Linked DNA regions of Homo sapiens: regions 1, 2, 3 and 4 are each linked to region 5. A link is a loop called in an ENCODE intact Hi-C map of the cell type or tissue named here. Cell type or tissue: GM12878. All regions are shown on one strand.

Evidence for each region. Hi-C counts contacts between places; a loop is a spot of excess contacts. Peaks named below come from ENCODE experiments on the same cell type or tissue, not always from the same donor. Only the 100,000 strongest peaks of a DNase experiment are listed, where the experiment ranks them.
Region 1: a loop joins it to region 5, with 2.4 times the contacts of the local background. A loop is called at or near these places in 22 of 110 quality-filtered maps.
Region 2: it touches region 5 in a loop (7-fold over the local background); 89 of 110 quality-filtered maps call a loop at or near these places.
Region 3: a loop joins it to region 5, with 2.8 times the contacts of the local background. A loop is called at or near these places in 34 of 110 quality-filtered maps.
Region 4: it touches region 5 in a loop (5-fold over the local background); 31 of 110 quality-filtered maps call a loop at or near these places.

The regions. Positions count from the first base shown.
Region 1 is chr5:96,755,499-96,760,498 of GRCh38, reverse strand. It overlaps CAST (calpastatin), which reads right to left. Exons shown (of 32, transcript NM_001750.7): 23 at 3,005-3,055; 24 at 2,845-2,916. Among named protein-coding and RNA genes, the nearest start is that of ERAP1, 50 kb to the left of the region's middle. In GM12878, no CTCF peak of the experiment used is centred here; no DNase peak of the experiment used is centred here.
Region 2 is chr5:97,159,062-97,164,061 of GRCh38, reverse strand. It overlaps RIOK2 (RIO kinase 2), which reads left to right. Exons shown (of 10, transcript NM_018343.3): 10 at 837-3,195. The coding sequence ends at 1,001. Among named protein-coding and RNA genes, the nearest start is that of LIX1, 19 kb to the right of the region's middle. In GM12878, CTCF peaks have their summits at 598 (motif pointing right) and 1,902 (motif pointing right); a DNase peak (open chromatin) is centred at 1,881.
Region 3 is chr5:96,984,455-96,989,454 of GRCh38, reverse strand. It overlaps LNPEP (leucyl and cystinyl aminopeptidase), which reads right to left. Exons shown (of 18, transcript NM_005575.3): 3 at 4,237-4,375; 4 at 2,785-2,916. Among named protein-coding and RNA genes, the nearest start is that of LNPEP, 51 kb to the right of the region's middle. In GM12878, no CTCF peak of the experiment used is centred here; no DNase peak of the experiment used is centred here.
Region 4 is chr5:97,000,649-97,005,648 of GRCh38, reverse strand. LNPEP (leucyl and cystinyl aminopeptidase) reads right to left here. Exons shown (of 18, transcript NM_005575.3): 9 at 2,103-2,234. Among named protein-coding and RNA genes, the nearest start is that of LNPEP, 67 kb to the right of the region's middle. In GM12878, no CTCF peak of the experiment used is centred here; no DNase peak of the experiment used is centred here.
Region 5 is chr5:96,866,020-96,871,019 of GRCh38, reverse strand. It overlaps a transcript of ERAP1 not described here. Among named protein-coding and RNA genes, the nearest start is that of ERAP2, 8.0 kb to the left of the region's middle. In GM12878, a CTCF peak has its summit at 1,957 (motif pointing left); DNase peaks (open chromatin) are centred at 414 and 1,903; H3K4me3 peaks cover 764 bases; H3K27ac peaks cover 1,098 bases.

The DNA.
Region 1 (5,000 bases), 110 kb after region 5:
TTCATAGTTTCTGCTTTTAAGGAAAATGCCTCCAGCATGATATTGAATATTTGATTCTGAAAACTAAAGACTCTTTAACAGATTAGGGGATTGCCTACTTTTTAAAAAGTTTTTATTTATAATATGAGTATATGTAAAATTTTAAATAGATCTTTTACATGGACATGATTATTTGTTTCTATTTGATATACCACTACAATATATTGACAGTTTTCCTGCTACTGAATCAATACTTATAATGGCAAATAATTTAACTGTTTGTTATATTCTATGTATGCTGTATGTAATTTTTACATCTACACATTTAAGTAACTTTAGCTGATACCGTTATATTTGTCAGATTTTAAGATTAGCACCATAATTACTCATAGAAGCAACTATGTGACCCCATCTTTTTCATGACATATTTATGCCACATAAGAACTGAGTGTTCAACAGTTAGAGTCATCTTTAAACCTTCAGTAGAAGGACAGTTTGAAAATCATTGCAATATTTTCTTCAGTCTTTTTTTAGGTTTTGTGAATTACGCAGTTTAATATTTTTGTTTAATCTTAGAAAATTGTTGTACATAGTGTTTCCTAATAATTTATTTGTGCTCTGTACTGATTATTGTATTTTCTCACATTTATGTTAAATTTTATTAGTAAGATTATTTTCTCTATTTATCAGTTTTGTAAAATGTTAAAAATTCATAAAAGCCAACTGACTATTGGCTTTAAACTACCAATAATTTAGTTGATCTCTATATTATTATATTACTCTGTTAAAATTTAATTGTATTTTTTGTAAGGTTTTTTTTCCTCTTTTATATTTGCTAGTATTTTATAAAGTATTTGTTATTTCAAAAGAAACAACTATTGGCCAGTTAACTTTCATGCCGCTATTTTCATTTCCTGGTATGCTTATTGCTACTTTGTTTTTGGTGGCTACCTTATTAAAACTTTTAGAAATTTCAGTTTAAAATTCAATAAGCATTTAGTTTATCAGGTTTCTCTTTTTCTCTTTCTCTACTATTGATAAAGGTGTTTATGACAATGTATCACAGGAATACTGCTTTGACTGCTTCTCAAAGACTTTTTCTTGTAATATCTTTGATGTTTTAAAATAGTCTATTATCAATGTGATCTCAGTATTATTAGGGGAATAGTTTTAAGTGTTTCTTTTTATATAGCATTTCTGTTCTATTATATCAAAGAGCATGGTACGTACAGGAGCTACTCTTTTACAGATGAACACTAATTATGAGCCATATGTGATACTTCTCCCCCAAATTTCTTGAAACTTTCCACTAAATAACTATTTTGATTATTTGGTTCTCATGATGATTAGTTATTTCTACTTTATTAACTATATTGTTGGCACTAATGTTTCCTTTGCTAATTTTCTAAGAGTAAGATTTTTTTTAAAGGTTGTTTCATCTCACCATTTCACTGCTACATATCTTTGAAGGGGGCATATAAATCCATTGTTACTTTTTCCAAATCTTTGAATTTCTAAAAGAAAAAACAACCCTAACAATTGTAATAATAATAATGATAGGAGGAGGAAGGGAATTGAGATCTTGTTCCCCACTATTTGTTCATCTGTTCTGCCTCAGTGTAATGCTATGACTCCACATTCCTGGCGTACTCCTCACATTGTATTCTTCCCCATGTCTTATGGTTTCTAAATCAAGGCTGGAGTGCTTTGCTGTGATGTGGTCTGTATGGAAGACGATGAGAGGAAGGTCACGGGATGAGGTGACTGAGCAGCACGGTGCTTTTACAGGGGTACAGAGAATAACATGCTCTGGTTAGTAAGCTCTTCTTTGAGGGGCTTTATTGCTTCATTCAGCAAAAGTAACAACTTCAGGCAATTCCAAAGAATCATTATTTCTTCTAGTTGTCATTCTGTCTATTCTCCAACTGATATAAATATATTTTCCATGCCACTGTCATAGAAACTGTTAATCCCTTTCCAACTGACTGCTAATAATACATTCAGTGGTTTAAAAACTGAGTTCCCAGTAAACAGATAAACCAGACCCCACAAGAAAAGGTTCTGCAGTTATTAAGTTTGGGAACTCTAACAGACTCACTATATATTTGCATATAAAAAGCCATGAAAATCCTACAGTAGAGAAACCTGCTTAACATTACCCAATATTGTCCAAACTTTTCGAGTAACAGAGTTCCCTTTGAGGGACTCTATATTCCACATGGAGCTAAGTTCCCTTAGGAGGCAATTTGGGAAATGATAAATTGTAGAAATATCAATAGGTAAAGTTGTCTGAGGAGTAATTTTGGATAAGCTTACATTTAAATTCTCTTTTCATAGGGGTACTGGTACTTGATATTAGTTACACTAATAAAAGCATCCACTATGTTGGGACAGTATTTCATGGTGCAACACATTTTTAATGGCTACAGTGGGTTGAGGGCCATTAATTTTATGATTGTTCCTGAGTTCCCAAGTCAGATTCTAAGTCACCAGTTTCCATTTATTTCTGCCACTCTAAAACTAAAGAAATAGGCCAGGCGCGGTGGCTCATGCCTGTAATCCAAGCACTTTCAGAGGCCGAGGTGGGCGGATCATGAGGTTAGGAGACTGACACCAGCCTGGCCAGCATGGTGAAAGCCCGTCTCTACTAAAAATACAAAAATTAGCTGGGTGTGGTGGTGCACCCCTGTAGTCCCAGCTACTCAGGAGGCTGGGGCAGGAGAATCGCTTGAATCTGGAAGGTGGAGGTTGCGGTGACTGAAGATGGCACCACTGTACTCCCGCCTGGATGACAGAGCAAGACTCCATCTCAAAGGAAAAAAAAAAAAAAAACTAAAGAAATAAAACCAAGAGTTTTGGACTTACAAGAGATGAAGCATTTTGTGGACCAGAGAAGTCCTCAGACAAAGCATCCAGAAGGAAGTCTTCACTCATGGGCTGCAAGAACCAGGAAATGTATCAACAAACACCATTGCAATCAGGGCCAAAAGGAAAAGATATCCTCAGAGAAAACTGGTTTGCTTACTGGAAGCTGTTCCTTAGACTCTTTTGGCAGGAGTGGCTTTCCATCTTTATCCTATCCGGGGGGGAAAACACATGGCATGAAATCATTTTACATTTTATCCAAAGTATGAAACCTTGTAAACATTACAAAGGGTCTACAGGTTATACTTGCTGTTGTACATTTTAAATTAGATCCATCATGTCACGAAGGATTCTCTCACCAGAGAATATGCTCTAATTAGTTCATGGCAACAAACAGCTCACAAGCACCAGGCATTCCTGAGTCACGGGGGCTGCACACTGGATGAGGTATGGCTTGTGACCTCAGAAGCCTAGAGACTATCACAGCAGGAAAACGTGAAAGTCAGCATAGTGTGGTATGTGGTGCTGTGACTGGGGTTTGCAGGACAGTGTGGGATAAGCCCTTTACCTACATGGGGGTGGGCTTTGTAGAGGTTGTCTGGAAAATGCTGGTTAACCTTGTAAGCCACACATCTAACTCATATGCAAGGACTACATGCCAAGCCCTGACCTAAGTAAGCATTGGCAATACAACAGAAAATCGCACAAAGGCCTTGCCCTCAGGGAGTTTAACCTGTCAGTGAAACGCTCTGCAACTTATGGTTCAGATTAGGTCAAGCTGTTTATGACTCCAAGTGCCACATTTGAGTAACACGACAAAATGAAGAAAGCATGCGGGGCTCTTTAGTAAAAGGAGATCTATATACTAATAGTAAATCCCATTTATCCACCTACACAAAAATAAGTAAATACAAAGATATACATATATATGAATATTTCACCTGAGAAACTGGTTAAGGTTGGTTTTTGTTTCATTGAAAATGTGAAGTGCAATGGTTTAGAGGTACAAGTTGAGTATCCCTAATCTGAAAATCTGAAAACAATTTAAATGCTCCAAAATTTGAAACTTTTTGAGTGCTGACCTGACAACTCAAAGGAAATGCTCACGGGGGCATTTTGGATTTTCAGACTAGGGCTGCTCAACAGATACGAGGCAAATATTCCAAAATCCAGAAAAGTCTGAAATCTGAAACAGTTCTGGTCCCCAGGCATGTCAGATGAGGGATATTCAACTTGGATCACCTGTTTCCCTCATGACTGACTTTTGCCTTCTGACCATTCTTCAGGTACAGGGGAAAGCTGAACCTGGGCTTGTTCTCCACCATCTCTTAGCTGTAAAGGCAGAAAATTTCCTAAGTGATGCCTGGGACTCTGGGAGCACTTTTGCTCCCTACTCAAACTGAAATCGATTTTCCATCACTGCGTCATTCTGCGTCTGGAAGGGGAGGTTGTGGCCTGCCCTCGGGGAGCCAAATCTCACTGAGGAGACCTGATGGGAACATAGCTGGTGAATACCAACATAGGATTTAAATGAGATGAAGCTAGTGCCTGAAAATGTTATTAATAGGTAACTAATAACGTGTGAGGTAAGTCAGAGGAGGATGAAATGACTACAGAATAAAGTGATCAGGGACTGTGAATCAACTGCTTCCTTAAACACTACTACTAAATTCAGTAAAGGGAGAGAGCAAATCACCAACCAATCACCTATCATGAAGAGAGTTTACCTGCACTTGACCAGCCTCTACTGAATGGGCACTCAGTGGAGACAGAACATGTGGCCCTTAGCATGCTCTCTAGGAACTTTGCAAAGCAATGTACAAATGAGCCCAAATTAATAGAAACGCTATGGCTGCAACTGAATTGTAAAACTCAGGAAGCAAATATAAAGGTTTCCAGAATAATAAACTTTCAATCACGGATAGTTCAGTCTAGTTCCCGTGTCTGCTAAATAAATGGGCTAGTGCACATGGATGAGTGAGAAGCATGAATTTGATTTTCTAGAATTGTTAATGAAGTTTAGTTGAATACTCTTTCAAATCCTGGCCTGCTACAAAGATGACTGACATTGTTCAACTGTCCACGAATCCGCCTCATTTAAGTGACTGCACTTAAACCACAGGACTCATAATGGGGTCTTCCCCCTTGTTGTGTAC
Region 2 (5,000 bases), 290 kb before region 5:
AGTTAGCCAGGTGTAGTGGTATACACCTGTATTCCCAGCTACTCAGGAGACTGAGGCAGAAAGATCACTCAAGCCCAGGAGGTTGCAGCCACCGTGAACTGTGTTCCTGCCACTGCACTCCAACCTGGGCAACACAGCAAGACCCTGTCTCAAAAAAAAAAAGAAGACCCTTGTTCCTGGCTTTGCAGAGTTTTGCAGCTATCTTCTTTTTTAGGAGAAAAGTTGAATGATACAAGGTTATATACAGTTATTAAATAACAGACTGTAGTGCTTCAGAGAAAGAAAAGGTCATTGTGAACTGAGTATTTCACATTTCTTATTCATCTTGTAAGTCATGTGACTTGCACAGTGTATCTTAACTGATAAGTAACTTGAATTTATGATCAAAAGACATATGAAGACTTTTCCATGGGTGATTGCTACCATCAGGTCAATTCTACAGCTGAAACTGTGAAGGCATTCTTGGATATATTCAGCAATACTGAATGCTTTCAAAAATAATTTTCTATACAAAATCTACTCTAAAAGCCTACTTTTAACCTAAAAAGCAGAGGAACAAGCAGTTTCATCTTGTTTTTTCCATCAGTTTTCATGATGGACACTAGGTGGCACTATGGTAATTTTTTAAAAATTCTGCCTATACACTATATTTTTTGCTATATAATCTGTATTTCTGTTTGGAATTTAATTTCTCCTATATAACAGTTTCTATATAGTACTGTCAGTGTTTGGAATCTTAAAATTCATGGTGTCAATATATAAATAGAACAGATATTAGCAGTGTACTTTTTGAAATGGTTCATTATCAGTAATACTAATTTATGAAATCTTTCCAGGAACTGGTGAAACAGAAGGTGAAACGTCAGTTGACAAAACAGCAAAAATCAGCTGTCAGACGTCGATTGCAGAAAGGAGAAGCAAATATATTTACCAAGCAACGTAGGGAAAACATGCAAAATATCAAATCAAGTTTGGAAGCAGCCAGCTTTTGGGGAGAATAATATATTTAGGATCTTGGATATGTTTAATATATTTTTTAAAGTTACTGTAATTCCTTTTTGAGCCCTCATTTGTCTTTTTTGAGCCAAGGCTATCATATATTAATAAATAAACCCTCTTTCATCTATAAATTTGGTCATTCAGTATGTGTCTTGCAAAGAATAATTACCTGCCAAAGCAGTCCATTTTTTTCAAAGTAATTTGGGTAACTACAGTTACGTAACTTTATTAGAGACATTTGCATATTTTTAAAAATCTAAATAACATTTTTGTTGTTTTCTGTTTGTTGAGGATGATATGCTACAATGCACATAAAGCAATTAGAACAATGTTTAGCACATTCTTAAGCATTCAATAAAACATGGCTATTAGAATCATAATGATTCTGAAATTCTGCTGACAATTTGGTTGCATTTTATTTGGCAACTGGAGGACTTCACTGTCTTATTTTTCTTTAGAAGTAAAGATAAGCCTTTGGAAGTAAAGATAAGCCAGTGATGCACAATTTGCTTAATTAATTGATTAATAATCTGTTTTGTGCCACTTACATTGGTAATGTGGTCATGAGAATGGAAACTTACTTGAGATAGTCTACCACAATTTTTACAGTTGGCAGCTTGTAAGCAGGCCTGAGTAGCAGAAGAGTTAGGGGTTGGGGAAGGTGGAGTAGAATGAGGAATGAAATGTTCTTTCTCATATGCTTATTATATAAGTGGGTCCGGAACATGTTCTCACCTCAAGGTTAACAAATACCTAATGCAGGAAAGAAAATACATAGCCATGGTCCCTTCCTCAAGGACTTTATAATTCAGTGAGATGTAAAGATGAGTGCTTAAGTGTATGCACCTGATTATTGTCTCTTCATTGCCGCATAAGTCGGAAAAGGGGATCACTTGCAGCGAAAAATGGCCACTAGATGGCAATATCACCCCATAGTCACCAAACAGGATTACTTGCATCCCTAATTATGTTCTACCAGAGGGAATATAGTACAGACTTTTCCAAGATTGATAAAGACAGCAGATTCCCTTTCACCTTTGCCAAATTAACTCTACTAGCTATTTGCAAGACCTGTAATTATCTAATAAATTGGCTTAAATATATAGAAGCTAGAAAATGCCAATTCCTCTTCCCTCAAAAGTTACCTGACATTCAAATATTTAAATACCCTTGCTTTGCATTTTAGATATATCTTTGAATTCAGGTATTCATTTTGTATAATCTCTCAACTTTTAAGCATTTTTATAATGTAAAGTTGAAAACAGCTTAATAGAACCACAGAATGTTTATTTTGGAGTCATTTTCTTATATTCAGAGCTATGAAAGCAAATTGGGAATAAAGCCTTATCCTGCTCAGCTTTACCTAGTTGACTCAGTTGACTTTTGAGTATCTACTACATAAAAAGCCCATTACTATTAAGAAACTCAAGACAAACATGATTTTTACCTTTAATAGCCTAAGATTTCTTGTGGGCCAAGGAATTAATTATTCCAATCAGAAATGGAGGCCTTACCTCATTTGGGCAAAGATTAGTGCTAGTTATTGAAGATTTACTAATAAATGATCTGTTAAGGAATTTAGTTTTTTTTGGATATGTTGTTTTGGTTGTTGAAAACTAAGGTATAATTATAATAGTTATTTTTTGAAGATATGTTTGGCTAGCCATCAATTAGAAGTTAGAGAGTTTGTCCTAACAGATAAGCTATAACCCTCACATTTTAAAACATGCATAGTGAACAATGAACAAAAACAAATTCAAAATTTTACTAATGTAAAGCTGTATATTGTGATTGTTAAAACACTTTTTTTTGCCTAGGAGTTCCAGATTTAAATCCTGGTTCTACACTTCCCAAACCTCAGGTACCTTCTGTGGCCTCTCTAACCTCAATTTTTTTACTTGTAAAATGGGGACATTTAATAGTATACCTCAGTGTCGTGAAGACTAAATGAAGTACCACTTGTAAAGAGTTTATTACAGTGCCTGACATATACTGTATGGTTAGTACTGCTAAAATGACTTCTTAAGGTTACCAAAAGGAAAATTCCACAAGCTGACCACCTTTCCTATTGTGATGGTCACTGGTATTTCAGCTATGATCCTTTGTTGTGTATTTATCCAGACTGAAAGATGTTTTTCTAGTAACCATCTTGCATCGTCTTAGTCTCCCCATTAAATAAACTTTTCCTACAAACTATGCGGTTTATATTTGTGCTAACTTTGTGGTATTGATAGCCATTGGTCTGTTCTTTGGCACATAGCTGGCTATCTTTGAGGTTTCTCCAAAACCATAGATGTTTAATGGATACTAATCAGAGTTAGTGCAGCTCGAGATAATCATTCTTTTAGCCAACTGCTTAGTAAATTTTCTGACAAAATACATAGCTGTCTAATTAAAAAACTCTGCCTGATGCTGCCTTCCAGGTTGCTACTTACAAAGGATAGAGGGATGAGTTATGTTAGGTTCTCAGAGCACTTTCTGAAGTGTAGGTTTATTTCACTGTCACAGATTCAGCACTCTGGGTGGGCTACAGTTCGCCATGCCCAGTCTTCTTTATCCCTCCTTAGAACATCTCCCTAGAGAGCATCAGGCCATATCTTAATTCGCCCTTGCTTTAGTTTATGAAGTACTGGAGCCATCTTATGCACCTGTGTAAGGAGGCTGGAGATTAAAGTTCAGAAAAGCCATGGGTTACACAGTTGTGTAATAACCAGGAGTATGGGGATAACTCCAAAGCTACAATACTTTTATAGAGAACTGTGTCATTCACAAAACCTATGTTGTTAGATTTTAAAGACTGCAAGTTTTTCTTTTACCTTAATATTGTAAATAATGACATTAAAAATATTAACATTTTGCAGTAGAGGCCGAACAAGATGACCAAATAGAAACCTCCACCAATCATTCTCCCCACAAAAACACCAAATTGAACAACAATCCGTATAAAAAAGCACTTTCATAAGAACCAAAAATCAGATGAGAGATCACAGTACCTAGTTTTAACTTACCACTGAAAGAGGCACTGAAGAGGGTAGGAAAAACAGTCTTGAATTGCTGATGCCACCACTCCCCCATCCCTTGGCAGCGGCCACATGGTGTGGCAAGAGAATGTGCACTTGGGGGATGAAGAGTGCAGTGACTGTGGGACTTTGCATTAAAACTCAGTGCTGCCCTGTCACAGCAGAAAGCAACACCAGACAGAACTCAGTGCCCATGGAGGGAGCATTTAGACCAGCCCCAGCCAGAGGGGAATTGCCTGTCTCAGTGGTCAACACCTGAATTTTGGCAAGACTTGCCACCACAGGCCGAAGTGCTCTGGGTCCTAAATAAGCTTGAAAGGCAGTCTAGGCCACAAGGACTGCAATTTCTGGACAACAAGTTGGGCTGGGCGTGGAATCAGTGGACTTGGAAGACACATGACTTAGTGAGAAACCAACCAGGCTGGCCAAAGGAGTACTTCAGCCACCTCACCCAGTTCCACACAGCACAGCTTGCAGCTCCAGGACAGACTACTTCCTTTTGAGGAGAGGAGAGGAAAGTAGAGAGGCCTTTGTCTGGCAGCTTGGATACCAGCTCAACCATAGTGCACAGGGCAACAGGCAGAGTCTTGAGGCCCCCACTTCAGGCCCTACCTCCTGGACAACATTTCTAGACACACCCTGAGCCAGAAGGGAACCCACTGCCTTAAAAGGAAGGACCCAGTCCAGGCAGGATTCATCACCTGCTGACTAAAGAGCTTTTGGGCCCTGAGTAGTGAGCAGTGATAGCCAGGCAGTACTCACCATAGGCCTTGGGTGCAACTCAGAGATGTGCTGGCTTCAGGTGTGACCCTGCATATTCCCAGCTGTGGTGCCTACAGACAGAGACTCTTGCTTGAAAAAAAAAAAAAAAAAAAAAGGAGAGGGAAGAATAAAGGGGACTTTGCCTTGCACTGTAAGTACCAGCTTGGCCACAGTGGAGTAGAGGACCAAGCGGGCTTTTGAGGTCCCTGATTCCAGGCC
Region 3 (5,000 bases), 120 kb before region 5:
ATATATAATAATATATATAAATATATAATATATAATTATATATTATATATAATATATAATATATTGTATATAATATATAATATATAATTATATATAATATATAATATATTATATATTATATATAATTATATATTATATATAATATACAATATATTATATATAAATTATATATTATATAATATATATATCATATATACACAAATATTATACACTTACACACACACATATATATATATACTGAGAAAGGATGAGAGCAGTCTACTTAAGGGCCCATAGCTAGTAAGCTGTCTAGGAGGGATTTCAACCCAATTAGACTCCAGAGTCTATGTTTAACCATGTTGTTTCCTAATACAGGAATAAAAAGCAAAAAAGAAAACATAGTCATCTAAAACTTCTCTATCTCTTCCTCTTTCCACACACATACACACAAGCATGCACATGCACACACATATATGAGAATGCAGTGTGTATGTGGGCAATGAATAATTCAGCTTGCCTAGATGAAAGAATTCATAATGAGGCAATTAGAAATATAGCTGAATTTGCCAGAAGTATGGTTTAAACCTGTAATCTCAGCACTTTGGGAGGTTGAGGCAGGAGGATTGCTTGAGCCCAGGAGTTTAAGCTGGCCTGAGCAACATAGCAAGATGCCTCTACAAAAAATTAAAAAAACAAAACAAAACACCTAGCCAAGTATGGTGGCAGGTGCCTGTCTGTAGTCCCAATGACTTGGGAGAGAATCACTTGAGCCCAGAACTTTAATGTTACGGTGAGCTATGATTGCACCATGTACTCCAGCCTGGGTGGCAGAGTGAGACCCTGTCACTAAAAAAATTTTTAAAAAAGATCCCAGCACTTTGGGAGGCTGAGGCGGGCGGATCACAAGGTCAGGAGTTAGAGACCAGCAGGCCAAATAATGAAACCTCATCTCTACCAAAAATACAAAAAATTAGCCGGGCGTGGTGGAGGGCACCTGTAATCCCAGCTGCTCAGGAGGCTGAGGCAGGAGAATTGCTTGAACCCGGGAGGCAGAGGTTGTGGTGAACCGAAATTGTGCCACTTGTACTCCACCCCAGGCGACAGTGCGAGACTCTGTCTCAAAAAAAAAAAAAAAAGAAAAGAAAAAGAAAAAAGAAAGATCAGTGTGCAGATGGGTGGAAAAAATAAATTTTAAACAAGAAAAGAAATATTGCTGAATTTATAAGGAAGGCCTTGATTATCAAATGATGAATCTGAATGTAATCCTACAGGTAGTGTGAAGCAAACACAGCAGATGAGAGAAAGGGGGAAAAAGGAAGAGAGAGAGTGAAGAGGAAGGAAGAAAAGAAGGGGGGAAAATGCCAAGACTGCATACATTTTGGGATACATAAAAAGTGCTGGGGGTTTTATACCAATGAGTATTAAGAACTACAAAAAAGAGATAATTAAAGTGCTATGAAAGATCAGAGAGGGAATGATTAATTCCAGCTGGGGAAAGAAAGAAATGCTTCATGGAGAACGTAGTATTCAGCTGAGTCTTGAAGCAGCAGCAAACCTGACTCTTTTAGATTGGGCTTCTTAGGCTTTATCAAGGCTGCAAACTCTAAATCAAAGGCTAAATATGTAGTGCAACACCTGAAGTGGAATTAATTGAATTATTTCAGATTTAAGCCAGTTATAATATCCTTTTGAAAGGATTCTGAAAAATCCTTGACATAAAGTCTTTCAATCCAAAGGTGAGTGAACCATTATTTAGCGCTTAATATTACAGTCTACACTTACCATTAAAAACTTAGTTTACTTTTTGAGTAGCATCATTAAAGGCATACAGTATTATTACTGATAAATCACCAGAGAATCCTTATCTCTGTCCTTATCTCTGAAAGGTATGGGATAGACGTGATAGTCTTTTCTAATAGGAAACATATACCCTTTTGAAGTAGCAAAATGATAAGATCCAAGTATCCTGTGATTAATATAAAGCTCTTTAGTCTAGAAAGGAAACCCAAAACTAGCAGTATATTCCCTGGTAGAGCTCAAAAATACGAAAACAGAAACTAAGACATTCTATCATATTTCTATCATCAAGAATAATTGTTTTTAGTTTAATAAATATGATAGAATGCCTTTTCTCCTTCTATGTTGTCAGTATTTGAAAAAATTAACTTTATTAGGTTTCTACTATGAAATCAAAGTATAAAGTCCAATCAAATAATCATTTACAAACAGGTACAAATGATAAAGAAAAACAGAAGAGTCTAATTTTGGCAAAATACAGATAAACCAGACCCTTAACTAAATAGACAATCTTATTCATTAGGAAGAGGAATCTCATCAGGATTTGCTTTGAAAAAAGGGAGGACTCATCTAATTTTTACAACCTAGAGCTATCGAATATGTAGCCACTAGTCACATGAACACTGCTGAACACTTGAAATATGGTTAGTGAGACTGAGGAAGTGAATTTTAAATTGTATTTAATTTTTATTTATTTAAATCTAAATATTCCCCCTAAGGCTAGTGGCTACCACTCAGTTCTAAAAGCTTTAGTATACATATAGTGTCTTACTAAAATTCTCTTTAAAAGTAAAATTTTTTAAAACTTGAAAATTATTGACTTTCAGCTATTAAACTAGTAACAGTAAATAACAGCTAAGCAAAAAAGTAGCATTTCTGGTATAAAATGTCAGAGTGTGATCTAAAAGCTTATTTATTTCACACAGCAAATACCAGGAATCGTTAAAGCAAGAGGTCCTCTGAGCCTCTTGTGACACAGGCTTTCAGACAATTACCACATCAACATACCAGGGTTCCATTTACGTCCTGACTCAGGTTCTTCATCTCTCCCACAATGAAAGCAACCAAGTAAGTGCTCATCTTCACACTCTCAGAAAACTCATCCTGAACAAGTCCATCATCTAGAACGACTGATGACTTCTACAAGCAAAGGGGAAAAGACAGTTCTGTAACTATAGGAATAAATGGCAATAACAAACAAACTGAGAAACTGAAAATTCAAATAGGAAATAAATGGTAAAGATGCTAGCATATTATAACCTCTCAGTATGAATTTCTGCAAAGAGCATGGCTCCTAGTCTCAGTCTGTTGTACCATCCTTCATCCTGAGGACATATGGAGCACAGTGAAACTCCTCAAGGAGTTTTTAGTCCCAAAGATGACCAAATAAATGTTAAGTTAAAGATAGTCACATTGGTTCTGCTTCTCCCATTAGAACACCTCCAAAACCAAAATCCTTCCTTATGACCTGGGATTGCTCCACTCTACTGCTACAAATACATCCACAGAAGGAGCTCTAGCTGCGACATCCCTTCAAATGATCTGAAATGGCTTCATGGGGTGCCATGTTGAGGACCCCCAAGAAAGCTTAGTGGGAACAAAGTCAGTAGTAAGTCATTAGAGAAGTCTGCAGCAGACACAAAATGAGGGAATGTAGGCAACCTTATAGAATTTTCCAACCACAAATTAAAGTAGGCATCTGCCTCTTTAGAGAAAGATGAAGGTGAAGAGTATGGCTGAGTGTGCAGAGTAAGCTGGTACAGTGCTGTCTTGTTACAGATTATGCTCTCTGCTGCCTACAGGATTGGCTCCATAGCCTGCTGGGTATGGCTGCTGCTCCTCTCCCTTAGCCACATGGGTCCAGGAGGCTCCTATCAAGCTGCACAGTCCCTCAGGTGTCTAAGACCAAAAAAAAAAAAACAAAAAAAGACCCCCTAGGCTCCAGGTTTTGTTTGGCATAAAAACAATTATTGGTTTCACCCTCACTGCATCCCACACAGAGCTAACATCTAAGAAAGAGGCTCCTGTTCTAGTTGTCAATCTCCATATTATAACAATATTGGTTTTTCATTTACCAATAAAACACCAAAAAGAGTTATTATTCAACACTCTCAAATAACAGTTTAGAATAGCAAATTCATCCTGTCTCAGAAAATATTACTCTAATCTTTTGCTAGTTCATTGTATTAATATTTGCACAACTTAATATACAATGCACACTCACATTTCCTATCCACACATTCCAAGTCCAGCAGGTCTTTCTCTTTCCTCAAGTCCTCCTCAAGGTGACTTCCCAACTGATGCCAATATATTTTAATTTTTATTTAAGTATTTTAAGGAAGAATATTAATGTATATGATTTTAATCATTCTCAACTGTAGTCTGGCAAAGAGGAATTTAAGTGTTCTTAAAGAAAGAGACCCATTCAAAGATTTTTACATTCAAGGAACAGAACAGTACCTTAGGCATATTTGATAAAGCGGTGTATTGCTCATCCCTTATGATCTTGATGATAAAAGTGGCTTTAAATGCTGGTTCATCAAAACAAGGAAAAGCAGATCTTGCTGCCAGGGGTTCAAACTGAGTTGCTGCAAAGTACCTAAAACAAACACAAATTCAATCCAGTAGTTACTGAGCACCTACTGTACAAGGCACCCTGCCAAGTATACTAAGATAAATATGTTACAATCCTAGTTACTAAAGGATCTGCAATAAACTGGGAAAGGCAGAGGTTTATACAATGAACAGAAACTTACATCAGGCTGTAAGTCATGTCCTAACAATGAAAATAAAGCAATGGGAACAAAGGGAAGGAAACAAATTCTGACTAGAGGTTGAAGATATTATAAGGAAACATGCAGAAAACCTGAAGAGGGCCTAAAAAGATGAGTATTTGAAAAGGTGAAGAAGGGAAGAAAGTATACTCTGGAAAGAGTGGGTAACACAAGTGTGGCAAGCCAGATCTCACTAACGCAGGCCTCCATAACAACTGTTTCAGTACTGGCTGAGTGGTTAAGTTAAATATTAAAAGCCAGTGCCCTTATACAAAGGCTGGAATTTAACAAAAGCCCACCAAGAGTTTTGCCTGGGTCTTAAAGCATGACAAAATAATGAAGGAATTTTTAACAGGACCCATTTAGGATTAAATAAGTTTTATTGGAGGGTCTGAAGAAACTCCCCAGGCCTCCACAAACAATTACTGGAGGTCTGAAGGAACTCCCCAA
Region 4 (5,000 bases), 130 kb before region 5:
TGTGAAGCACCTGAGTCTGGGTTTCTCTTTATGCTCCTACCCTCCACCTCCACAATGATAGTCTCTTAGGACCTAATACTGTGGGAGTGCCAGGGAGCAGCGGCAGCAGAAGAGTGACATATGAACAGGTCAGTTGCCTTAAGTCTTTCTAGAAAACAGTGGTAAACTACTTTAGTGGTCACAGCCCTTCTTTCCCAGAAAATATATGAAGTTATCTATAAAATCTAGAACCTAGTGTCAGAGCTTTGCAGACCCTCTAAGGCCCAAAGCCCCTAAGACATCTAGTATCAATAACTAAGAAGCAATTTTTGAACAACAGTCTCTTTAAAGCAGGTGGGTTAAACTCAGGATTCAAATTATTTTTCTAGATTATATATGAATTTGAATTGTAAGCAACAAAGTCATGATGTACCTAAATTGATAAAATCACTCTACTATGGCAGGCCTCACCTCAATCACCATATGCCCATTTATTTAAAGCACAAAAGGATGGAGCAAATCTTCCCATTTTAATTAAACTTGTATTTATCATGGCTCTGACCTATTTATTTCTGAACCAGAGGATTAGAAGAAAATAAGCTTGCCTAAAACCAAGGTGCTTTTGGGTGTCGAAGCAGTATTGAAGTGAAGAGGCCAATGCATAATTTGATGTGGGTGCTGAAAAACCTGAGGATAATGTTAGGAACTAGTTTGGGATGGAAAAACACCATGATGCAAAAGTTGCAGTCAATGAGAAAGGCAGAAATATGTTCTAAATGCCAACAGATTAAGACAGTAAGTATAAAGTAAACAATGTGGCTTTCAATTGAAATACTACTATATGATCAGAGGAAAAAAACAATGATTTGGGAACAACTGTTAGGTAATAAGTTCTCAAAGAGAATTCAGAGAGTAGGGAAGGTATATCTTCTGGGCAAAAGACTAACAGCTAGAAAGTATCAGGATTCAGATGAGGCAAAGAAGCAGTAAAGAGTGTATGAGAAAGATCCAGAGCAGGGGTTCCTAACCTAGAGTCAATAAAACTTTGAAACTGTGTGTGATGTTCTGCACATATGTGGTTTTTCTGAGTAATATGGCCAGAACTTTCATCAAATTTCCAAATAAGTCTGTGATCTTTCTTTCTTTTTTTTTTTTTTTGAGACAGAGTCTGGCTCTGTCACCCAGGCTGGAGTGCAGTGGTACAGTCTCGGCTCACTGCAACCTCTGCTTACCAGATTCAAATGATTCTCCTGCCTCAGTCTCCCAAGTAGCTGAGACTACAGGCATGTGCCACCACGTTGGCTAATTTTTGTATTTTTAGTGGAGACGGGGTTTCACCATATTGGCCAGGCTGGTCTCGAACTCCTGATCTCATGATCTGCCTGCCTTGGCCTCCCAAAGTGCTGGGATTACAGGCGTGAGCCACCACGCTCAGTCAAATCTGTGATCTTTCAAAGTATTATGACCCATCAATCTAAATCAGGGTAACAAACACAAATGCTTATAAGGGTTTTGCAGTCAGTATACATGCATGAAGCAGCCCGGGTTCATGTGCTGCTTTGAAGTGTAACTTCTACATAATTACACTGCTTGCTAGAATATTTCCAGGAATGACAAAATTCCAACAGCAAAATCATCCAAGGATAATATGCAGTCAGCTTGTGATGTATCATCTACTCTGGAGGAACAGTCACAAAGGCAAGAGATTCATAGAGCAGAGTACAGAATCATTCAAAAGAGGCAGAAAAACTAAAAGGGTAAGGATAGGAAAAGAGATTTCTGGAAAAAAAGTCAAATAATGAAAATATAGTAATATTCATTAATACGGAGAAGACAACTTTCCTACAAAATAGGAATAGAAGTTAAGGTACAGGAAAAAAAAAAACAACTGGCTACCCAAGCCCACACACGTCTTTTCCAACAACTAAGAACAGCACTCCCATTTCTTGACATAAAATTTAGTGCTCCATTCATAAATATTTATATAGCAAGCTCCATCCCCCCCTTTCTTAAATAACTATGCTTTGTACCACAGATTAACTTACACACATGCTAAAAAGTATAAATAGACGAACTCCTCTCTTTTTACAGTAAGAGCTAAATAAATTACCCAGGTCACTTACCTCATTAAAACTATCCCACAGATCATCACTTTGAATAGATGCATAGCTGTGATTATGCAGGTAAAGGACAACAGCATGTTGAAACACATCTTCACTAAGGTAAGTTTTCAACATCAACAAGAGAGAAGATCCCTATTAAAAAAAAAAGTGAGGAAAAAGAAAGAAAATAATAGAATACTATAGATTATCGAATTGGGAATCTAAAATTCAAACTACAGTCATTCTAAAAATTTACTTTCATATGTAGAACTTAGTTATAATATACTGCTACTTAGTCTCATATAGATGTGGACTGTGTTCAACTGTCTTAAAATTATTTTAAAGGATTTGAAAAAGAATTAATGAGTAGATTCCCATGTGCACTATTCTAACCATGAGTCATTCTGTGTGGTCTATTGGTATACTCACTGTTTCAATGTTAGTGTTGAAAAGCTAAGTATTTATAAAAACATTTTAATAGAAAAACATGCCAAATTTTCTGTGGCACCTACACCTCCATCCCCAGTGCTTAAATCACCCATTGAATTTATTGTGTGCTGGAGACACAATAAATTGACAAGGCTCTCAAAAGTCTCCCTGCTAGGTAGGTCATTAATTTCTTATTTTAGTATATTGTGTTGTGAAGTAACCAGAATCTCTCTTCTTCCTGCAGAGTCACTTCAAATGCTTGGAACTAACAAATGTATAGGGCAGGGAGCATAATATTAAGGCCACACTATATCCATTGATGTGCTTGTCATCATTCGCAATCCTGAAATAAGCACCACCTCCTCTGTGAAGACCTTCCCGGTTTGAAATAGAAATCACATTTCTCCATCTTCAATACAATTTATATGGCATCCTGTATCTGTTACACATTTATTTCCTCATCTATGCAGTAAGCTGAGAGGAAAAAGTGAAAACTCAACTCCAATGACAAAAACAATGCCCACTACATAGTAGGCACTCTAGTAGTTTTTGAATGAATTTCACTTTTGATAAAAATGTAGTAATGTCAAGATTATTGTACACATAACTAAATTATTACCTATTACTCTCATTTCTGTATCACACTTCATAGCTATTACTTGTTCTATAAATTTAAGTACTCACTGTTGTCCCCAACAGTCCTTTCTCTTCTGCATCACCAACTTTTCCCTTCATACTGTAACATGCCCATTAACAAAACAAAAACGATGTAACATTCCTAATTTTAAACAAATAAAAGACTCTCTACCTTTCCCTAACTTCACCCTCCTCGTTACCAACTCGTTACCGTGCTGTTTTTTTGTTCCCCCATTGTAGTAAAACTCCTCAAAAGAGTTGTCCTCAATTTGCCATCTCCATTTGCTCTCTTTCCATTTTCTCTTGAGCCATCTTCTAATCATCACTCTACTGTAAGTATTTATTTATTTATTTATTTATTTTGAGATGAAGTCTCACTCTTGTCACCCAGGCTGGAGTGCAGTGGTGCGACCTCCACTCACTACAACCTCCGCCTCCTGGGTTCAAGCGATTCTCCTGCTTCAGCCTCCTGAGTAGCTGGGATTACAGGCACCACCACCACGCCCAGCTAATTTTTGTATTTTTAGTAGAGACGGGGTTTCACCATGTTGGACAGACTGTTCTTGAACTGCTGACCTCAGGTGATCCACCCACCTTGGCCTCCCAAAGTGCTGGGATTACAGGCGTGAGCTACCATGCCCGGCCGGAAGTATTTTTATCAAGGTCACTGGTAAACTTCCTGGTGCCATACAAATGTGAATTCTCAGGCTCATCTTATCAACCTATTGATAGCATTTGATATAACTGATCACCTGCTCCTCCTTGAGAGCTGCAAGACACTACTCTTGATTCTCTCCCTATTCACTGGCCATCCTTCTCGGTCTCGTCTACTGAATCCTCCTCATCTTCCAATGAAGAAAGTGTGTCCTTGCATCTGATCTTTGGACCCCTTTTCTCTATCTAAATTTCCTTCCTAGTTGATCTCCCAACTCCAAGGTTTCCAAATGATCCCCTGATTTATATATCTAATCAGACTTCTTCCCCCTTGAATTTCAGACCCATATCCAACTGCCTGTGTGGTATCTCCATTTGGATATCTAATCCATATCTCATAGTCACTTAGAAATGGAAGTTTCTTCCCCCTTCTTTCCCTAAACCTACTTCTAAAGCAGTCTTCTCCATTTCAGCAAATGGCAACTCCATTTTTCCAGTTGTTCAGGTAAAAATCTTAAAGTTACCCTGACCCCTCTCTCGTATTTCATATCTAATCCATGAACAAATTCTACTGGATCAATCTTTAAAACACACTCCAAGTCCAGTTGTACCTCCATCACCTTCACAACTTCCACCCTTGTCCAGGCTACCATTATCTCGCCACCCATCTATTACAATAACTTCCTAACTAGTCCTCTTTACTCCATGTACTGTTGAAGACTAGAGTGATCTTTTACAAAATAAGCCATATCACGGTACTTTCCTGATCAAATTGCTTTTCGTTTCACTTAGAATAAAATCAAGGTCCTTACTATGGCTTAGCAGACCCTATAATAATCTGGCCTCTTACAGTCCCTCTAACTTCATCTACTACTTTCTCCTCTGCTTACTCTACTTCAGATAACACTGGATCCTTGCTGGTGCTTGAACATGCAAAGCAACCTTTTATCTCAATCTCGTATCTCTCTCAATCTCATATCTCATGTGGGGGTCCCCAAGACCAGTTCCAGGTTTGATGATGCACTAGAAGGATTCACAGAACTCAGCATATAGTCATACTCACTGCTATGATTTATTACGGTGAAAAGATATGAAGTAAAATCAGCTAAGAAAAAAGATGCATGGGACAAAGTCCAGAGGAAACCAGGCACAAACTTCCAAGTCCTCTCCCAGTGAATCATGCAGGATGCACTTAATTCC
Region 5 (5,000 bases):
GATCAATGATCAATATGCACATGAGCAGAAAATAAACGTTGCCAGAAACTGAACCACTGAAAAGGATTAGTGGGAACAAAGCCTGGTGCTTGCACAGAGACAGAAGTAGTGCTTGTGCCTACCCATCAAACTGGAGAACCTCAAGATGAATGGGCCAATGGGTAGAGTGTGCTAAAGTGTCTTACCTCAGTAGTGGGGAGCAGATAAGTCTCTGCTCTGGTCCTGCCTAACAAATCTTAAAAGCAGGATCCAAAAGGATGAAACTTCTCAAGTAACTTATCTGTGTTCCAGCACAAAACTCAATAGCATAGTAATAAAAGAAAAATCCACCACCCAACTAGGCAAAAAGCTTGGTGGTGATTTTTGAACCAACTGGGTTTATTAACTCACTACATCAAGGGAAAACACCCTGGGGAGCCCTGGGGCATCTCAGAAAGAGAGTGTCAGAAAGGGGTCATTATGGGATGTTATAGGTGATTTGCATGAGAGTTTCATGGGGCAGGGCTTCGTTTTGGTTTAAATGTTCTAAGAAAGTGGGGGTGATTCTATGATTTCGTATCTTATTAAGAGATTAGACAAAGGCTAAGGCTGAAATTGGTGAAGAAACAGCAGTCATTCATATTAGCCAGGACCTGAAGATGTTTGGTCATTTTTGTGGTTTGGACAACGTTCATGTTTGCCTGTGTTCAGACATGATTATGGAGTTGGCTTGTGTTTGTCTTGATCCATCAGAGTCACAAGAGTGGTTGTGTCTGATGTTCATATTCCATGAAATTGTTTGTGTTCAACAGGAGAACACTGAGGTCTGGCTGTGAGTGCCCATTCAGCTCCTGGCTGTCAGAGACTGCCTTTCTCATTACTCTCAGCAGCTCTCAGATTTTGCAGCCCCTGGTCCTACTATCAAAAGCTTAGTCTGCCTCTTGGTTTCCTCTTCCAAATCTGCAAATGCCCCTGGGGAATTTCTGGAATCCCTCGTTCACCTCTTTGGGTTTCCAACTTTTCTAGAATCTTAGCTTAGTAATTCTTCACTATCTTTTTAGACTTTTATGCTTTAAAGATCTTTTTCTATTTTGTCTGTGTTTACAATTGTCTTCAGTGGGAGGGTTGGTCCAATTACATACTGTGCCATTACAGCAAAAGGCAGCACCCTCCCCCATCCCTGTCCCACTTGCAGATTTCCCTAAGCCTCCAAAAAGGTTTTTCTGGGCCTTTTGCCTGGGCACCCATCCTCTTCTCCGAACCATTTCAATGTGGATAGATGTCTGATCACCTTACAATAGCTCCACAGTCTTCATGGTCAGATTATTGAGGAGTTTTCACTAGACTTATGTTTAGGCTTCCCTAATTCAACACTCTTCGTTTCCTTCAGCTGTCTTCCTAACTCTCCAGAGCCATTTGACAATGTTTTTTGATATTTGAATACAGCAAAAAACCCCAAGCCCTTTGTTCCAGACAGATTGCTCCTTCTACCATCCTTTTCTATAAAAATCCTGAATCTACCTGTTATTTTCTAATAAATCTGTAAACTAAATAAATATGAGTGGGCTCATGGTTGTACTTTGGAAATATGTTGAGTAAGCTAATTCTCAACTTTCATCCAGGAGTAAATAGAGTCTTCTTCTTTTCATGAGTGTCCTCTGTTTGTACCTCTCTGAAGCCAACACTTGGTATAAAACTAGTCAGTGGAGGGTAGAGGGTGATGGGTACATACTTTTAAATAAGCAGTTATCAACTAGAGAAGTTATGGATTACAGCCTTCAGGCCATGATGTACAGTTTACCACCTAGCTTTCTGAATTTTATTGACTAATAAGACAGGTCACTCTATCTTCAGAGCAAAGCAACTCTGTGTAACCCTAGCTATGCATTTTAAATTACAATCAGTGTCATCTAGTAGCCAACCAACAAGTTCTCTTGAGCGAAGAAAGCAAAAGCAGCAGGAGCTTCATCTAGTGGTAACAAGTGTAACTGCAGAGACTCCTGTGTTGTAGAGCTAACACTGTGCAAACACACATCTTGAGGCAAATCACACAATCCAAAAAGCAATAACATTCTACGAGTATACAACCCAGACTTAAGATAATCAGATTTATAGGTAGGCTTGGATTTCGATATATGAAGTTGAGGACTGGGGGTGAGAATTTTTATGATACCATTACTAAATCTAATTTGAATGCTTGAATAACTATGCATTAGTAGAGCCTAGGGCAGTGATTCTCAGAGTATGCCTTGCCCCTCCAACAGCATCAGCAGCATACTGAACATTTGTTAGAAATGCAAATTCTCAGTCTTTCCCAAATGGAATTAATTGGAAACTCGGGGTGACGTCTAGAAATCTGTATTTTAACAAGCTTTTGAAACGGTTCTGATACACACTAAAATTTGAGAACCACTAGCCTAGGGTTAGGAGTTCAGGATCTTAAATAAAACATTCCCTCTTTATATCCCAGCTCAATTCCTGAATGGCTGAGTGGACTTGGGCAAGACACTTTTTCTCTAAGTTTTAAGTTCCTCATTTATCAAATGTTGGGAAAATAGCACAAACTTCATAGGGCTGTTGTGAGAATGAAAAGAGATATATCTGTGTTGCCTTAGTCAAAGTTCCCCACAAAAGACAGCATAAGGCAAAGTTTAGGTATTAATGCTCTACTGAAGGAGTGGTAGGTTGTATTTCCAAGGATGGCCACACCGATAACCAGTCTCATTTGCTCTTGTTAGTGAGGTCTCTGTTTCCTCCCCTTGAATCTGGGTAGATTTTTGTAACTGCCTTCAATAATATGCAGCAGGTCATAGAAGGGAGGTGGCTTCTGTGCACATGGAGGGCTGGGCTGACTTTTAAGAGAGAACTGATTGTATACATTTCTTTCCAATGTTGGGTCAGTGACTTCAAGTTGGTAGCCTGAGAATAGAGTTTTTTTGTTTGTTTGTTTGTTTTTCTTTTTTTTGGAGATGGAGTCTTGCTCTGTCACCCAGGCTGGAGTGCAGTGGTGTGATCTCGGCTCACTGCAACCTCTGTCTCCTGGGCTCAAGCAATTCTCCCTGCCTCAGACTCCCAGGTAGCTGGGATTACAGGCACTCGCCACCAAACCTGGCTCATTTTTGCATTTGTAGTAGAGACAATGTTTCACCATGTTAGCCAGGCTAGTCTTGAACTCCTGACCTCAGGTAATCCGCCTGCCTCAGCCTCCCAAAGTGATGGGATTACAGGCATGAACCACTGCACCCAGCCCACATAGAGTATTAAAGCAGGTAAATAAACAAATTATACAAAGCAGTACCTTTTTTTTCCCCACCATGAGAGCTGGTTGTTAAATATTTCTTGGAACTACTACTTCTCCTTGGTTCTGTCTCTCTCTGCTGGTCCTTGGAACCTGCCATGAGGCTATGAGGAATCCCAGGCCCACAAGTAGAGATGACTTGTTGGCATTCTGGCAGATACTTCCAGCTAGGTACTTCCAGGTGACAGCCAGCATCCAATACCAGACAAGTGAGTGAATGAGTTTCAAATCATCCCAACGCCACCCTTCAAGAATTCCACCTAAGACTCCAACATTTTGAAGCAGAGAAGAGTCATCCTAGCTATGCCCTGTCTAAATTCTTGACCTATAAAAACTGTGACAAATAGTAAATAATTATTGTTGCTTTAAGCCACTAAGTTTTGTGTTAATTTGTTATGCAGCCATAACTAAAGCACAGGGTATAATCTCAGGGAGAAGCCCAGCACGGTGGTTCATGCCTGTAACCCTAACACTTTGGGAGGCTGAGGCAGAGGGATTGCCTCAGCTCAGGAGTTCGAGACTACCCTGGACAACATGATGAAACCCCGTCTCTATTAAAAATACAAAAATTAGCTGGGCATGGTGGCGGGTGCCTATAATCTCAGCTACTCGGGAGGCTGAGGCAGGAGAATCACTTGAACCTGGGAGGTGGAGGTTGCAGTGAGCCAAGGTTGTACCACTGCACTCCAGCCTGGGCAACAGAGTGAGACTCTGACAAAAAAAAAAAAAAATATCAGAAAGGTAAAGCAGGGAAAAAGGGAAGTGAGGCAGGCAGAGAAGGAGGGAAATAAGCACAAAGCTAGGTACTGATGACCCAGTCACTCATCAAGGAAACGTAGCTGGTTGCTTGGTCCTGTGGGACATCCCCAGAGAGGCAGTATGGAACTCCTGGCTTCAGAATGGTTTATTTATAGAGTAAAAGGTGGACAAATGATCTGCTGACTTCTTCTTCTCCTGTTTGTCAATAGCACATCAACTCCTCAGCACTTCCAGCTTGTGTCAGCAGGTCCCTCCTGGTGGCTGACCAGCCTCCAGGCTGGCTAGTGTGCATGTACGAGGTCTCTCCTAGAAGGTGCCTTGTGATGTCTCCCAAGTTTCTTGTGGCTGTAATGGCAGGAACTATGGCTTTATAGCTGCGGGAATGACATTGGCTATTACTAAAGCAACTGCACCCAGAAAAACAACTCAGGCCCTGGGGCAGAGCTGGGATGGCGTATCAACCGGGTTGGGCATACATGTTAAATAAACATCCTTAATGAATGTTGGTTATAATTATCACTATTACTACTATATGTTACAAACACTGATGTTTGTCTATTTGTTTTCCACACAGATGTGTTTTTATTACTAAAATTGATATGAATATTGAAGAACGTAGAGATTAGCCTAAAAGTTGGCTCTTTAAGGCAAGAGTCACAGACCAAAATATGGGATGCATTAAGTATAAACAGCTTGTACACACATTAATTGCAGAGTTTAGATTATGTTGACACTTAGGAAGGGGAAGAGAACCAGAAAATGTGATCACTTTACCAAAGGAGAAAGTACAGGCTTGGCATAATGAGAGAATAAGGCATAACACTGGAAGCATGAAGCATGTAGATAACACTACTAGGCTTTGTACTTGTTTAAGCTAATAGCTATATTTCATTTTTAAATGGCTCCTTTTGTAAATACATAGAATAGTAATGTTACAAATAGATGTTACAATTGCTGTAAGTAT